Linked DNA regions of Homo sapiens: region 1 is linked to region 2. A link is a loop called in an ENCODE intact Hi-C map of the cell type or tissue named here. Cell type or tissue: Caco-2. All regions are shown on one strand.

The links. A loop is a pair of places that touch in the nucleus more often than their neighbours do. Peaks named below come from ENCODE experiments on the same cell type or tissue, not always from the same donor. Only the 100,000 strongest peaks of a DNase experiment are listed, where the experiment ranks them.
Region 1: a loop joins it to region 2, with 7 times the contacts of the local background. A loop is called at or near these places in 32 of 110 quality-filtered maps.

What each region holds. Positions count from the first base shown.
Region 1 is chrX:107,890,894-107,898,893 of GRCh38, forward strand. All of the region lies in intron 3 of MID2 (midline 2), which reads left to right. It overlaps LOC101928335 (a long non-coding RNA gene), which reads right to left. Exons shown (of 4, transcript NR_110395.1): 4 at 3,704-5,467. Among named protein-coding and RNA genes, the nearest start is that of MID2, 69 kb to the left of the region's middle. RefSeq lists an enhancer at 3,275-3,324. In Caco-2, a CTCF peak has its summit at 3,399 (motif pointing left); no DNase peak of the experiment used is centred here.
Region 2 is chrX:107,774,141-107,782,140 of GRCh38, forward strand. TSC22D3 (TSC22 domain family member 3) reads right to left here and starts at 1,647. Exons shown (of 3, transcript NM_198057.3): 1 at 960-1,647. The coding sequence starts at 1,279. NCBP2L (nuclear cap binding protein subunit 2 like) reads left to right here and starts at 3,593. Exons shown (of 2, transcript NM_001348372.2): 1 at 3,593-3,718. RefSeq lists enhancers at 416-993, 994-1,570, 1,847-1,896 and silencers at 1,659-1,953, 1,927-1,986. In Caco-2, a CTCF peak has its summit at 3,219 (motif pointing left); DNase peaks (open chromatin) are centred at 1,771 and 3,221; H3K4me3 peaks cover 933 bases.

The DNA.
Region 1 (8,000 bases), 120 kb after region 2:
TGTGGGATTAGGTCCCTCTGAGCCAGGCGCAGGATATAATCTGGTGTGCCGTTTGCTAAGACCATTGGAAAAGCACAGTGTTAGGGTGGGAGTGACCCAGTTTTCCAGGTGCTGTCTCTCACCCGTTTCTTTGACTAGGAAAGGGAATTCCCTGACCCCTTGAGCTTCCTGGGTGAGGCGATGCCTCACCCTGCTTCGGCTCACGCTCGGTGCGCTGCACCCACTGTCCTGCACCCTCTTTCTGAGACTCCCCAGTGAGATGAACCCAGTACCTCAGTTGGAAATGCAGAAATCACCCGTCTTCTGCGTCACACACGCTGGGAGCTGTAGACTGGAGCTGTTCCTATTCGGCCATCTTGGCTCCATCCTCCTGTTTGTTTTATACCTTTTTTTTTTTTTTTTTTTGAGAAAGAGTCTCACCTTGTCACCCAGGCTGGAATGCAGTGGCGCAATCTCAGCTCATTGCAACCTCCGCCTCTCAGGTTCAAGTGATTCTCCTGCCTCAGACTCCCGAGTAGCTGAGATTACAGGCATGCGCCACCATGCCTGGCTATTTTTTGTATTTTTAATAAAGATAGGGTTTCACCATGTTGGTCAGGCTGAGCCTAAAACAGACCTCAAGTGATCTGCCCGCCTTAGCCTCCCAAAGTGCTGGGATTACAGGTGTGAACCACTGCGCCCAGCCCATCCTAATCAGGGCCTCTGACCCCCTTGGGGTTTTCCCCGTAGAAACCCCTTTGTTTATTTCTTGACTCACAAGGTAGTTGAGACCTCTGGAAATATGTTCTCAAGACCTCTTTGTTGCCCAGTCACAGAGTTCAGCGTTGGTTATTATTCTGAGGCTTCCCTTCCCTCTGATGCTTACAAACAGAATTCCTCTGGTCCTTGTCTTTCAGGCTCTTTCCTGGTACTTCCTATTTCTCTACTCCCTCAGCTTAGAAGCAACATAGGCTCTTCTTCAGCTATTTTCACTCTTCTACTTGGGCCCTTGCTTCTTCTGTTGGGCTGGAATCAGACTGTTTTCTGTCTGCCTGGAATCAGATTTTTTCCCTTTTGTCATCCAGAGTTCCCTGTCTCAGAAAGAATGACCTCTTTCTCATAACAATGCCCTTTTCGACCTTAGCTATGAGAGTTCAAATTTCCCTGGCCCTCCCAGTAGAAATTCCTTGCTCTGTATATATACAGGGAGTATCACGATGGTGAATCCATCCCTCAGAAACAAATGTCTTGGGAGGAGTGCTTATGTCAGACTTGAGTACAGAGAGTGGCTAAATGCTCCCCACAATCTGATCTGAGACTTAAGAAGGCGGAAACATTCACTGGCTTGCTTTGTTCTCCTCCCTTTCCATAATTCCTTGGTTGTGAAGGCAGTGAAAAGGATGGCCTTGGAAAAAGCCCTAGACTAGAAATCAGGAAACCTGGGTTCTGCTGCTGGCTCTGTCACCCACTAGTCACATGAACTTGGGTGGAACAGCCTGTGCAAACCTCTATTAGACTGCTTGCTCTTCCATGAAGGAATTTCTTGGTTACAGGCTGTTTCCTTGGTTGGACTAGAAGCTTCCTGAAGGTAGCAGCCATGGCCATGCCACAATCATTTTGGAAACTGCAGTTTCTAACTGGTCTCTCTGGCCCATCCTGTTCCCCTCCTATCCATTTTCCACATTGCTGTGGAAATGAACTTGTAAAATGCAAAACCTGTCATGTCACTCCCTACCACAAACCCTTTAATGGTTCCCCCACTGCCTTTAAAACCCATTATGATCTGGCCCCTACCTACCTCTCTAGCATGGTCTCCCAGACCTTTTTGCTGTCTTCGTCTTCTCTGCTGTGAATCTCCCCTTCCTCTAGCTAACTCTCATTCATTCCTTAAAAATATCACATCCTTAGGAAGCCTTCCTTGACCATCTAAGCTCCCCACTTGACAACTGTTGGTTAAATCCCCATCTTATAAGCACCCAAAGATTATCCTTTTTACGTGATAAACCTCTTTTGTAGCACTCCTCAAACAGGTAACTGCTCAGTATCTGCTTCCCTGCTCATTATAAGATTCACGAGATGATGGCAGAGGCCTTATCTATCTCGTGTATTGCTAAGTGCTTACTAAAATGCCTAGCACATAATAACAGTAAAATTTGTTCAATGGTAATATGAAATGACCTGTAATGTATCCACATAAATGAGTGTTGACTGCTTCAAGAATTGGGTGTATCCTCCATGGTAAGAGTGATGTCTGTCTATAATCTTTCATGTTCTTACGGCTTTCTGAAAAACAGTGCTATTATTGAAATATCTCCCATAAACATTATAAAACAGTAAAACAGTTAATGTCCTTTTGATCCTATAATGTAGTATTACACAGATCTTCTCACTTCGTGTAAAAAACACAGTCTTTGTCAGTGCTTCTTTTTACTGCTAGACTATGAAACTATGAATTTTGCTTATTAGCTGAAATATTACTAGAATGTTTTTATTTTGTTAATATCTCAGGTTAACAGTCTGCTATTTGATTCTTTAACCTGTCTTGAAAAGGCATGTATATGTCTCATTATTACTTAAAGAAATCGGGTAGCTGATTTGAGAATATACCATTATGTTAACTTTTTAGTTGATTCTATTTTTAACATGAAAATAAACAAGTCAATTTAAAACTTTTAAAAAGGAACGATTAAGTAGATATATTTTATCTTGTTTTTGGAGGAATGTCAATATTGTGAAGCACTTTTCCAAGTCCTTTTAAGCAGAATATGAGTTGACTTATTAATAGTAATATGCTCACTGGGAGACAGTAAGTGGAAAGAAAAGTGATAGACTTGAGTCTGTCTGGCTCTGTTTTATAAGCTGCGTACACTGAACCTCATTTTATTCATCTAAAAAATAGGATGATAGTATGTACTTTGAAGAGTTATTCTGAAAGTTGAAAATAATATAAAGTACTAGCACATCTAATGATGTCCTTTTGCCATCTGTACTTTATATGCTGTTCATTCATTCCAAAAATATTTAAGCGCATTTCTGCATTGGGCCAGGCACTGGCAACATAATGGTGGACGTCGCACCTGTCTTCACAGAACTTACACTCCTTCGATTTTCCATCTGTAGGAGTACTGCTCAGCTCAGCCTTCACCTCCTTTAAGAAGCCATCACCCATGCTCTAAGCCTCATTCCCTGCCTCCCTCATCTGGTTCAGGTGTTCCTCCTCTGTGTCTTCAGGGTAACCTGTGCATACTTTCATCATAGCACTTCTATATACCGATTTGTCTCCCCACCAGACTAAGCTCTCAGGCCGAGTATGGTGTCCTATCCTTTTTTTTTTTATACCCAGCACATGGCTTGGTACACGAATAGGTACCGAGAAAGGATATTTGGATAAACATTGCCATCTGGTGGCCAGATGTTGTAAGTACAATCTTTTATGCATCATAAGGGTGAGTAAAGCCCAGGTGAGTAAAGCACCTAGGAAAGGCAACTTTTTATTTATTTTAACACAGGGAAAGGAAATATTTCAGAATATGTGGTCTCCTAGAATCTCCTAGGTCTCCTAGAGGTGTTGTTATTCCAACGTCTCTCCAAATCTTTCATAATTCAGAAAACAATATTTAAATGACACAACAGATAAAACTATTTTGAGTGTGCAAAAATAAAATGAAAGAGAAATTTGTCTCATGTAATAAAGAAATGTAACATAGTATACAATACCTTTTTTCATAATACCTTTATTTCAATGCCTACACACATTCATTCATTCAACAAATATTTACTGAGCATTTACTGTGTGACAAGCACTATTCTAGGTGTTAGGGATACAGTGAACAAAAAGTGCTTAAACTTAAGGAGCTTACATTCTAATGGGAGGAGACACACAATAAACAAACATATTTTTATTAGGGATTATAAGTATTACGGATAAAAATAAACTAGGTTACAGAGTGGGGTGAGTGTGTGTGTGTGTGTGTGTGTGTGTGTGTGTGTGTGAAAGAGAGAGAGAGAGAGAGAACGCCAGTTGAGCAAAGGCCTGAAGATATATTAGAACTTCAGAAAACTACAGAAATGTTGGTTGACCAGGCCTGCCTAAAACATTATGGGACTTCTAGAGAGTTTTCTTTCTTTTTTCTTTTTAAAAATAAGTTTAATCTTACATAAAAGTTGCTAAAATAATACAGAGAGTTCCCACATACATTTAACTAACCTTCTCTAATGTTAACATCTTACATAACCACACAACTATCAGAACTAGGAAACTGTCATTGGTACAATAATTCTATTGAGCAAACTATAGACCTCATTTGATTTTTACCAGCTTTTGCATGCACTCAACTTTTTTTGGGGGGGGGGTGGATAGTTCTATTAATCTTATCACATTTATAGATTCTTGTAATCACCACTGTAATTAGGACATTATTGTTTTATCATCCCCCCAAAACTCATTTGTGCTACTTCTTTATAGGCACATCTGTCCCCCAGCAACCACTGATATGTTCATCATTACTATAATTTTCTCATTTCTAGAATGTTATGTAAATGGAATCATATAGTATGTAAAATACTGTGATTTGCTATGTCACTCATCATAATGGCCCTGAGAGCCACTGAATTTGTTGTGTACATCAATAGTTTTTTATTTTTTATTACTAAGTAGTATTCTACTATGTGAATATTCTACAATTTGTTTATATGTGCCCACGGTGAAGAGCATTTCAGTTGTTTCCAGTTTTTTGCTAATAGAAACAAAGCTGTTATGACCATTCGTGTAAGGTTTTTGTGTGGACATAAATGTTCATATTTCTAGGGTAAATACACAAGGATGAGAGCTAGAGAGTTTTATTTCTTCAGAGGGATTTATAAGCAAGTGCCATGCTTTACAAAACAAGCAGTAGATTGGAAAGAACACTGGATAGGACTCAGAAGATCTGGCTCAAGCCTTGCCCTGTCATTTAGTAGCAATGTGATGCTGGATAAGCCTCTCCCCTCTCTAGGCCCCATATTTCTGTCTCTTAAGTGATGGAGTAGGAATCGATTATTTCTTCAGTCTTTTTAAGATCTAATTACATGGTTCTGACGAGATAGAAAGGAGGTTTCTGCCTCATTTCACAAAAAATTTTATAGCTATGTACATAAAATACCAGATGAAAAACATAGGTTATATCTCCCACCTTTTTCTTCCATGTTCCAAACAGTTACTTGGTGGCTTACACCTGTAATCCTAGCACTTTAGGAGGCCGAAGGTGGATGGATCGCTTGAGGTCAGGTGTTCGAGACCAGCCTGGCCAACATGATGAAACCCATCTCTACTAAAAATACAAAAATTAGCCGGGAATGGTGGCGCATGCCTATAGTCCCAGCTACTCGGCGGGGTTGGGGGGGTTTGGGGGCTGAGGCTGGAGAATCACTTGAACTTGGGAGGTGGAGGTTGAATTGAGCCGAGATCATGCCACTGCACTCCAGCCTGGACAACAGAGCAAGACTCCGTCTAAAAAAATAAAAAATAAACAGTTACTTTGCTTACAAAGAGAATATGGGGGAGACAGTAACTAAGCCTAAGGCTATAAAGGTTTGGTTGTCTGTTCCCTGAGGAGAAAGGACTCCAAAATCAACACAGAATGGCCACATGGCATAATGCCATTCCTAAGGCATGTATATGAAGCAGATTGTCCTCACGCTCTGTCTCCATTATTTTTATTAGTTAGACATAGAGTAAAGTACATACAAAATATATGTGTGTATATATATGTGTGTGAACTGTCTATGCTTTTAAAATATGTTGTATTATGCATTTCTATACAGGTACTATTTTTTTTCAAAAGTCAGGAAGGAAATACACAAAATATTTGCAATGGTTAACTCTAGAGATTGTGATTGTCGTGAGAGGCAACTCTAAAGGAAAAAGAAGTATATGTTTGTGAGCACAGCCTCTCTCTCTCTCACACACACACACACACACGCACGCATACACACAGTGGTTAAAACCATAGACATGAGCCAGACTGCCTGGGTGCAAATCCTGGCTCTGATATTTACTAGTTATATGACCTTGGGCAAGTTACATAACCTCTATGTTTTCTCGGTTTCTTCTATAGAATGGGAATGGTAATAATAGTACCTACCTTATGGGGTTAATGGGAAAAGTAAACAAGTGAAAATACATGAAGCAATTAGAATAGTGCCTAACATGTGGTTAGCACTATAAAAGTATTAACTCTTATGTACTCCTCCCACAAGCAGATAGAAAACTTTTCTGTCAGTCATTGTCTATCTGAAGGCCTCACGTAGCATGAGTCCCTGAGCCCAATTCACTACGATAGTTATACTTCTAGAAATGGCTTGGCTGCCACCTCCCCATCCACACTACTTTTCTAACTTTAACAGCCAATCTCCCAGCTACCTCTACTCTCCTAATCCCTCACCCCTTCCCTGGCCAAAAAAATTACACACTGAAGCTGTAGATTCCTTAACTATGTCTCAGTATTTTTTTTGCTTGCTAAACTGTAGTTACTCCAGTACAGGTGACTAAAAATTCTATTAATAATTTCATTTATTTCTTGCTCCTTTAAGTGACCACCCTCCCTCAAATCTAAAGAAACAGGTATAACCAATTTTTTTTAAATCCCTGCTTCATTTAGTCATACTTACGTAAAGCTGGAAGGACCATCTTTGAAATGTTGCAGTGTTTACCTTTAGAAAACAAAAAAGAAGATTGTCTCTTCTTCCTCTTCCTTTTGTACATTTGAAACTTCCTGATATAACAGGGCTATAGTGCTGGTGGTGATCATGATGCTAGTGCTAGTGGTAGTGATGTGTGTGTATGTGTGTGCGTGTGAGAGAGTGTGAGGGTGGGAGGAGAGAGGGAGAAGGATCCTTAAAGTGTGATCTGGGTTAACACTTTAGCTTTGATGCTGCCACAGCAAATGCTATGTCTGTTCATAAACATTGTGTTTTCTTAAATGCATCATTTTAAGAAAGTAATGAATTCTTTGCAGCTCAGTAAGGTGACAAGGCTGTTCATAATAATTTCTTGATAATTCATCAGATGTCCAATTTACCTCTCACTTTTCCTTCTCATCTCCTTTGCACAGAAAGTGACTGCTTATTAAATAAAGCCAAACTCAGCCTCTTTTTTCTGTTATGGAGTCTCAGAAGGTGGGATAGTGATCACCTGAGTGGTCCTGGGCAATAATGGGAAGTGGGAAGTTTGTTGTGTCCCCCTCCCAGTTCTTCATGTACTGTGTCTGCCTTCTCTCTTCACCTTGCTCTCAACTAAGATGTCAATTAACAATTCTTAAGGTGTTACTATAATGCTAAGATCCTGACATTTTTATCCAAGTACTTTCAGAGACTCAAAATGACAGCACAGCTCTCCATAATATATCTCCAACCCTTGTTTCTAGCCTTGTTTGCCTCCATTACATCTGTCAGGCTGATCTGCTTTAACCAAGCACGTTTTCTATTTTTCTGCTTATGCTTTTGCTCATGCTATTCATGTAATTCATTCTGCCTAAACTTGTCTCCCCTTAAGCTCCATTTCTAGCTGCCCAAGTCTTGCTCATCCTTGAAGACCAGCTCAGCTACATGAAACTTTATCTAATCCTCTGATTGTCCTTTTCCAAATTTTCTCTTTCCTATGATCTCATACACCTTTAATTGTATTCTATTATATTACTTGTTTTGCTGGTCTTTAAATTATAATTAGTTGTATTCACACTCATAGTCTCTACTAGACTGTAAGTGCCTTGAAGGCAGAAGCTGAGTCATTTTCATCGTTATATCCCACTCAGGGAAACCCAGCACTATGCTGGATACATGTGGGATATACTGTGGTATGTGGGAGACACTCAATAAATGTTTGTTGAAATAAAAACTTCCCCAAATGAACTTTAATGCCAAAATTTCACAATATTCTGGTGAAAGGGAGATCTATTTGGGCAGAAGATTTCAGAGAATAAACTAGGCTGGCATTTACTGTGTAGAGTGGAGAGCACTGAGACGGAGAAGCCAGTGAGGAATTC
Region 2 (8,000 bases):
ACTCACACACACATGTTGGTGCCCTATCCTGATGGCGCTAAGGACACTAAATCCATGGCTGGGTTTCCTGATGTTGTCTGCCCTGCCTCTAAATTGCCTCAGTTGTTCCCAGAGACTGGTTCTTGCCAGAGTGTCTCAAACTGAAGGACAGCAGCTGCCTTGGGTCTTCCCATTGTGTTTTTTCCCTCCCTTGTCCTCTCCTTGCCTCCCCAGCAGGATTTCTAGAAAGCTTGACCGGTACACCAATACACGCCTGCAACGACATGGATTCATCCGCCCTCCTGCCACACATAGTTCTTGAGGCACTCAAGATGTCCTAGGGTGCTCTCTGGGGTTGCGCTTAGCTTACATTTGAAATTTAACGCTGTGATCCATGGAGGAGGCGAATCCCTCCCATCCAGAGGCTCAAGAAATTCTCACAAGTCTCTGATTTTTAAAAATTTTCCCCTCCCCATCTCCCTCTCCTACCACCAGCAGTTTAATTTGTCTTGACATTTTGCTTGCCCTCACTGTCAGTCAGGGGCACTCAGTAATTTTAAAGCCCTTGTAGTTTCAATCTGATTTTGCACATTTGAGATGGGCTTTTGAGAAGGGTAGAACTTGGAACTCAAGAAGACCCCATGGCAGAATCTCCAAAGGGGCTATGGAAATGTATGCATTTGAGGAGCGGGTACTTTCAGCTACCTCCAAACCATCTGGGGTCTGCCCACCTTCTAGGCCCCAGCGTCCCCATCAGAAAGCCTTTGCAGGCAGCTTTCAGAATAGGGCTTGCACCTGCCAGTCCTCCCCTCAGCTCCGCGGTACTCCAGGCAACCTCAAGGTCCAGTCACTGTAGCCTGAGTCAGACCTCCCCAGTACCCCTCCTGAACTTCCTAGTTGCCCCTTTTGCCAGAGATGAGGGTGCAGCAGAGGCTGGTGGGAGCAAGGACCGAGTTGCCGCCGTGTGCCGAGCCACCCACCTGTGGAAGAAGAGCAGGATGGAGAGCATGGTCTGGTCGATGTTGCGGTTGCAGATGCCCTCGTTGATCAGGTAGCAGGGGTCCCGCAGCACCGGCTCTAGCGAATCCTGCCGCATTATGCTGTTGAGCTTGTCGGTATTGAGGTTCTCAAAGACCAGCTTTTCCTGCAGCTGCCGAAAGTTGCTCACTGTAGGGCTGCCCGGGTTGTTGTTCTCCCCGCTGCTGCCTCGCTGGAGCCCACTCCGATGGGCCAGGTCCAGGCAGCAGTTGCAGCAGTCGAGGCCGACAGGTGAGCGGCAATCGAGCTTGGACTGGGCCATCTTCTCAGGCTCGGAGGTCGCCTGGCCTGCGAGGTCAGGGGCGGCTGGCAGGTGCGCGCCCACCGAGCTGGCCTGAGGGGACTCCAGGGTGCCTGGAAAAGACAAGCTGTGAGGAAAAGAGTTGGAAATTAGCGCCTAAAGCCAGCCACCTTCGGCTCGGCCCCCTTCTGGCTGTACTGCTCCGGGTGCGAATAGAAACAGCTGGACAAACAGCTCCGAGCGGATCCTTCGGGCTCACTTCCTCCTCTTCCTCCTTCTCCTCCCCCTCCTCTTGAGGCCGGGGGCCGCCCCCCTGAGGTGCCACACGCGGCCCCAGCGCAGTCCCAAGTTTCCCAAGTGTGAGCGGGGATTGGGGCGGACCTGTGGAGGCAGGAAGGGCGGGCAGCAGGGCAGAGGGAGAGCCAGGGCGCGCCCTTGCTCCCTCCCTCCTTTGCTCCCTCCCTCCCCGGTTTGCAGGCTCTCAGGCTCTCGGGCTCCCCTGGGCTGTGACGGCTGAGCGGTGGCAGGAGCTGAGAGCGAGTGAGCTAGTTAGCGGTCTGCACGCCCGGGAGTCAGCACTGGGATATGACAGCATGTAAATTACCCTAGAGGGGACGGCGGAGAACGGTCCTCCGCCACTTCTCCGGCTGGCGGGCGGGGGCCCCGAGCGGCTGGATCCTGTCCCTCCACCCCTCGCCCCACCCCGCCCGCACCCTTGTGCCCTGGCATCCACGCTGCCGCTCGCACCCTCGCCCGCGCTCCTGGGAGCCGGCCCGGCTCTCACTCTCTCGGCGAGCCGGACGCTTCGGTTCAGGCTCTTTCAGCGCTCATGGCGCATCCTCCGCCAGAAATACGCACGCAGCCCACCCGGGCTGCCGTGCCCCCTCAGTGGCCCGGTCTCGCGGGGCTCGAGCTCGGCGTGAGGGCAAATGTCTCTAGTCTCACCTCGAATGGGTCCCCCTACAGAAGAGACGACGCCCTCGAGAGCCCCAAGTGTTGTAGCCTTAAACTGCCGCCCTCCAAAGCCCCCCTTTTTCTGGGGGGGGGGCGTGCAAGGAGAGCGGTTGCCTCTGCAGAGAGTCAGAGAGTGCCAGGCACACATTAGGAGTACCCAATAAATGCCGTAAGCAAAACTCAGAGAAGCACGCTCAAACTCTCCTCAGTTTCTGTCTCTTTCTGCTTACTTAACGATATCGTCACCTCCTTTCCCCAGCTCGCTGTGTCCTCTCTTCCCTGAACCCCTCAGAGGCAGTCTCTGTCCCGGTTTCCCTCTGCCCCTTCGCCGTCTCTCCTCAGTCCTCCCCTTCCTTCTCTCTGCTCTTCTGCTTCCACTCATTCCACTATTTCCCTTATTTTTTCTCTTTTCTTTACCCATTTCCTCTACTTTCTCCCCCATTTCCATTCTTTTACCTTTCTTTCCTTATTTCTTTTCTCCTTTTCTCTATTTCCTCATTTCCCCTTTCTCCCCTTTCCTCTTTTCTCTCATTTTTCTCTCCCCTACCCCCGCCATTTCCCTTATTTTCCCCTCATTTCTTACTTCAGCACCCCCTCTTTTTCCTCACTTCACTTACCTTCTCCTATTTCTCCAAATTTGTTGTCCTTCTCCTTTTCTGAACCTTACCTGCCACCTTAGTTGATCTCCGTCTGTCGTTACCCTTTCAATAGATGTAGCGATTGCATGTTCACAGGCCTGAGGGGCGTGCCCCAGCTCTGTAAGATGGAGGGATGTTCTGGGTGGGCAAGTGGTGGGTTTCCAGGGTTTCTCAGGACTCAGAGACTTGGAATACTTTAAATGTGTAGGATTAAATAACGATTAGTGTCTGAAAAAACTAAACTTTTCATGACGTTCAGTTTTCACGTAAAACTGACTTACATTTCAGTCAGTACTCCCCACCCCCGCATCGGCTCCTTCATTCACAAGTCTGGCCTTTGAAATAGAGCAGCATATACTGCCATCTAGTGTCCAAGACGTTGAACGTTCTCTGCCTGCGTCACAGAAGCTCGGAGAGGCACCAGAGGTACCTCCTGGTGGAATCCACAGTGCGTTGGTTCCAAGAGTAGCAGGGAAGAAGTGTAGGAGGCGGAGCTGCTACACTAAGAGAGTTCTGTGGCCAAGCTAATAGGCAGGAACACGCTCCTACACTAAGAGAGCTCCAGCTAATAGGCAGGAACACCAATTAGGGCCAGAGCCGCCCTTTTTTCTAGTGGAGCTTCACTTGGCCTGAGTCCCTGCGGATTGGACTTCCATAGATTTGAAACTTCCTCCGGGTACCACAAGCATCAGGCCTGTGATTAAGAGCAAAGAGCGGCCAACTATTGTAACTCTTATTCCCAAGGCCCTGTGGGTCCTATATGTGCCCTGCAACTTGGGGAAAATGGAGGTGGGGTTGTGGTCTCTATGCTGTAGCAGCCGGAAAGCCAAAAACAAGCCGTACTTCTCGCTCTTGACAGGATCCCAAGGTCAGAGGTGAAAGAGGTGCTGGGGGTCACTGACCATACCTGCAAAACTGAGAGTATGGTCCTTTCGTTCTAACAGACTGCTGAGGAGTCTCTATTTCTCCTCTCAAAAGCAAACCCTTTAGATGTATTAATTTCCCTTTTTCTTCTTCTTCGCTTTTTTTTTTTTTAAATGTTCTTGGGTAAAAGCCAGAGGAGGTAGTAGAATATGAAATTTCATCTGCATTGTGTAGACTTATAGTCTACTAAATTGTTTTGTAATTACAGTGTTTATGTTTTTTCCTCTTGTTTATAATTATTTCATGTTAAACGTTATAGCAAAATATATTAGACCCATAAATGTTTATTTAAGTTGTGTTTTGTGAACTGCTGGGACTTTTGTTTCTATATTTGCCTGAGTCCTTTTATCTTTGTGCATAACCTTGGGATGAGGCCCTGGTAGAAGTATTTCCTTCTTGGCATTTGGCACCATTAAACTCAAGATTCTGTCCCCTTGACATTTCCCTTGTTGTAGTCCTTGCTCTCAAGCAGTATTGTTAATAATTCAGTACAGCTTTCCATACTATATCCAGGTTGATCAAGAGTAAATATAATTGAGATATAAAAAAACTACATAGTTCAGAGATAGAGTTCAGGAGCTGGTATGTATTTGCATACAAGTCCAGCTTGTATTGACATATTGCACACCTCCTCAGGAGAAGGCTGACTGGGCAGGGCCACCTTGGCTCCCTTCTGTGAAGCCTTGCTTTGCTGACATATATTGCGTTGGATGGAGAGACTCCAAGCAGCAAAACGTTTTGCATAAACTAAGAAAGCGGAGGGGGGCCCCCACTTCCAGACAGAGCTGGTAGCTTTCTGGGTGGAGCAGAAAGAGGGTATAAGGGGCATCTCTTTCTTGGATGAACTCATTCAACAGTCACTGTGTGCTTGTCCTGTGTCAGGTATAGTGTAAGTGGGGATTCAGAGGTAAACAAAACAGGACAAACTCCCAAAGACTTCATGGTCTAGCTGCAGAAACAGAGCTGCAGACAGACAAAAACAGTACAAATACTAAGTGGTAATGGAGGCCTGGTGTGTGTAGGGGGAATAGGGGGTGGCATGTCTTGGGTGTGGAGGAGGGGTTAGCTCTGGCAGAAGAGAAGGACAATCTAGGTAGAGAGACTAGAGAGACTAGTGAACAGAGGCTTGGGGCTGAGAACAGTGTGTATGCTGATATCCGGGTGTGGATTACAAAGCAGTTCAGTGTTACTGGAGAATAAAATGTGAGACATGGAAGCTGGTATAGTTATAGAAGTGCTTGTTATTAATGTAATAAATAACAATATATAGAAACAACTCTCATAACCATGGCAAGTTGAAAGTAATGATAATTGTAAACATATTTAAAGATACCTGTAGTAACAGTAATGTGACATAAAATTGTGATTTCTATTGGGGACAAAGTCACAGGTACCACTAACACTATCGTGATCTGTTCTCTGCATTTGTAGTTGAAGGAAATCTAAATTTTAGTTAGAGGTTGGTGAAAACAAAGATGTAATATTTTCCCATCTAAGTTAATTTATCCCCTGAATATTTATTTATTTACTTTTTTAGAACGAGTCTTGCTTTTGTTGCCCAGGCCAGACAATGGTGCGATTTTAACTCACTGCAACCTCCACCTCCCAGGTTCAAGCGATTCTCCTTCCTCAGCCTCCCAAGTAGCTGGGATTACGGGCATGTGCCACCACACAGGGCTAATTTTGTATTTTTAGTAGAGACAGGGTTTCGCCACATTGGCCAAGCTGGTTTGGAACCTCTGACCTCAGGTGATCCACCCGCTTCGGCCTCCTAAAGTGCTGGGATTACAGGCGTGAGCCACCGTGCCCAGCCTATCCCCTGAATTTTTTTTTTTTTTTTTTTTTTTTGAGACAGAGTCTCGCTCTGTCGCCCAGGCTGGAGTGCAGTGGTGCGATCTTGGCTCATGCAAGCTCCACCTCCCGGGTTCACGCCATTCTCCTGCCTCAGCCTCCCGAGTAGCTGGGACTACAGGTGCCTGCTACCACGCCCGGCTAATTTTTTTGTATTTTTAGTAGAGACGAGGTTTCACCATGTTAGCGAGGATGGTCTTGATCTCCTGACCTCGTGATCCGCCCGTCTCGGCCTCCCAAAGTGCTGGGATTACAGGCGTGAGCCACCGCGCCCAGCCTCCCCTGAATTTTTAGGGGTCCCTGTTCTAAGGCCAGGTGCTGTGGCCCATGCCTATAATCCCAGCACTTTGAGAGGCCGGGGTGGGCGGATCCCTTGAGGCCAGGATTTCAAGACCAGCCTGGGCCACACGGCAAAACACTATCTCTACAAAAAGTACAAAAATTCCCTGGGCATGCTAGCGTGCATCTGTAGTCCCAGCTACGCAGGGAGGATCACCTGAGCCCGGGTAGGTTGAGACTGCAGTGAGCCATTATTGCTCCACTGCACTCCAGCCTGGGAGAAGAGTTCTAGACCAACCTCCTTATATATATTAATAACAATATTAGATGAATGAGTCTTTACTATATGCCAAGCACTGTGCTAAAACCTTTATAGTCATTTTCTACTGATTCATCATCACAAGCCTGTGAGGCAGCCTTGTTTTCATAGCTCTCGGAGACATGGAATTGTTTTCTAAGGTTACACAGCTGGCAAGGGGCAGAAATGGGACTTGACCCTGAGTCAGTGTCACTTAAGCCCCACCCAAACTTCAGGCCTTGGATCTGCACCAGGATGGCTACATTAGAATCACCTGGGAAGTTCACTTTTTTTTTTTTTTTTTTTTGACAGAGTCTTGCTTGGTCACCAAGGCTGGAGTGCAGTGCCACAATCTCGGCTCACTGCAACCTCTGCCTCCCGGGTTCGAGCGATTCTTGTGCTTCAGCCTCCCGAGTAGCTGGGATTACAGACACATGCCACCATGCAGGGCTCATTTTTGTATTTTTAGTAGAGACGGGGTTGCTCCATGTTGCCCAGGCTGGTCTTGAACTCCTGAGCTTAAGATCCACCCGTCTTGGCCTCCCGAAGTTCTGGGATTACAGGAGCCACCAAGCCCGGCCTTATTATTATTATAATTATTGAGACAGGGTCTTGCTCTGTTGCCCAGAGCTGGAGTGCAGTGGTACAATCTCAGCTCACTACAGTCTCGACCTCCTGGGCTCCAGGGGTCCTCCTGCCTCAGCCTTCTGAGTAGCTGGGACTGCAAGGGTGTGCTACCACGCCCAGCTAAATTTTGTAGAGACGAGGTCTCGCCATTTTGCCCAGGCTGGTCTCAAACTCCTGGCTCAAGCAATCTGCCTGCCTTGGGCTTCCCATAGTGCTGGGATTACAGGCATGAGCCATGAAGGCCGGCTTTTTTTTTTTTTTTTTTGGACAGTATTTGGCTCTGCCGCCCAGGCTGGGGTGCAGTGGCACGATCTCGGCTCACTGCAGCCTTGGCCTGCCTGCCTGCCTGAAGGGGTCCTCCCAACTCAGCCTTCTGAGTAGCTGGGACTACAGGCGTGCAATCTCTCCTCACTGCTACCTCCGCCTCCCGGGTTCAAGCGATCCTCTCATCTCAGTGTCCCGAGTAGCTGGGACTACAGGTGAGTACCACCACGCCCGGCTAATTTTTTTTTTTTTTTTTTTTTGTGGAGATGGGGCTTTATCATGTTGCTCAGGCAGGTTTTGAACTCCTGAGCTCAAGCAATCCGCCTGCCTTGGCCTCCCAAGGTGCTGGGATTACAGGCGTGAGCCACCACACCCAGCCTGGGATCCATCTATCATTCTATCTATCTATCTATCTATCATCTATCTATCTATCTATCTATCTATCTCTCTCTCTCTCTCTATATATATATATATATAGATCTATAGATATCTATAGATCTATATATAGATATCTATATATAGATCTATAGATATCTATATATATAGATCTATAGATATCTATATTTATATATAGATATCTAGATATCTATATATAGAGAGATATATATATTTATATATATATATTTTTTTCTTTGAGACGGAGTCTCGCTCTGTCTAATTTTGGTATTTTTAGTAGAGACAGGGTTTCACCATGTTGGCCAGGCTAGTCTCAATCTCCTGACCTGAGGTGATCTGCCCACCTCGGCTTCCCAAAGTGCTGGGATTACAGGTGTGAGCCACTGCACTGGGCAGAGATCTATACTTTTAAAAGATCCCCAGATGATTCTTAAAGGTAGCCAGGTTTGGGAGCTTTAATGTTCTCAACCACAAACTTTTTGTTTTTATTTTACATTTTAATTGAAATTGT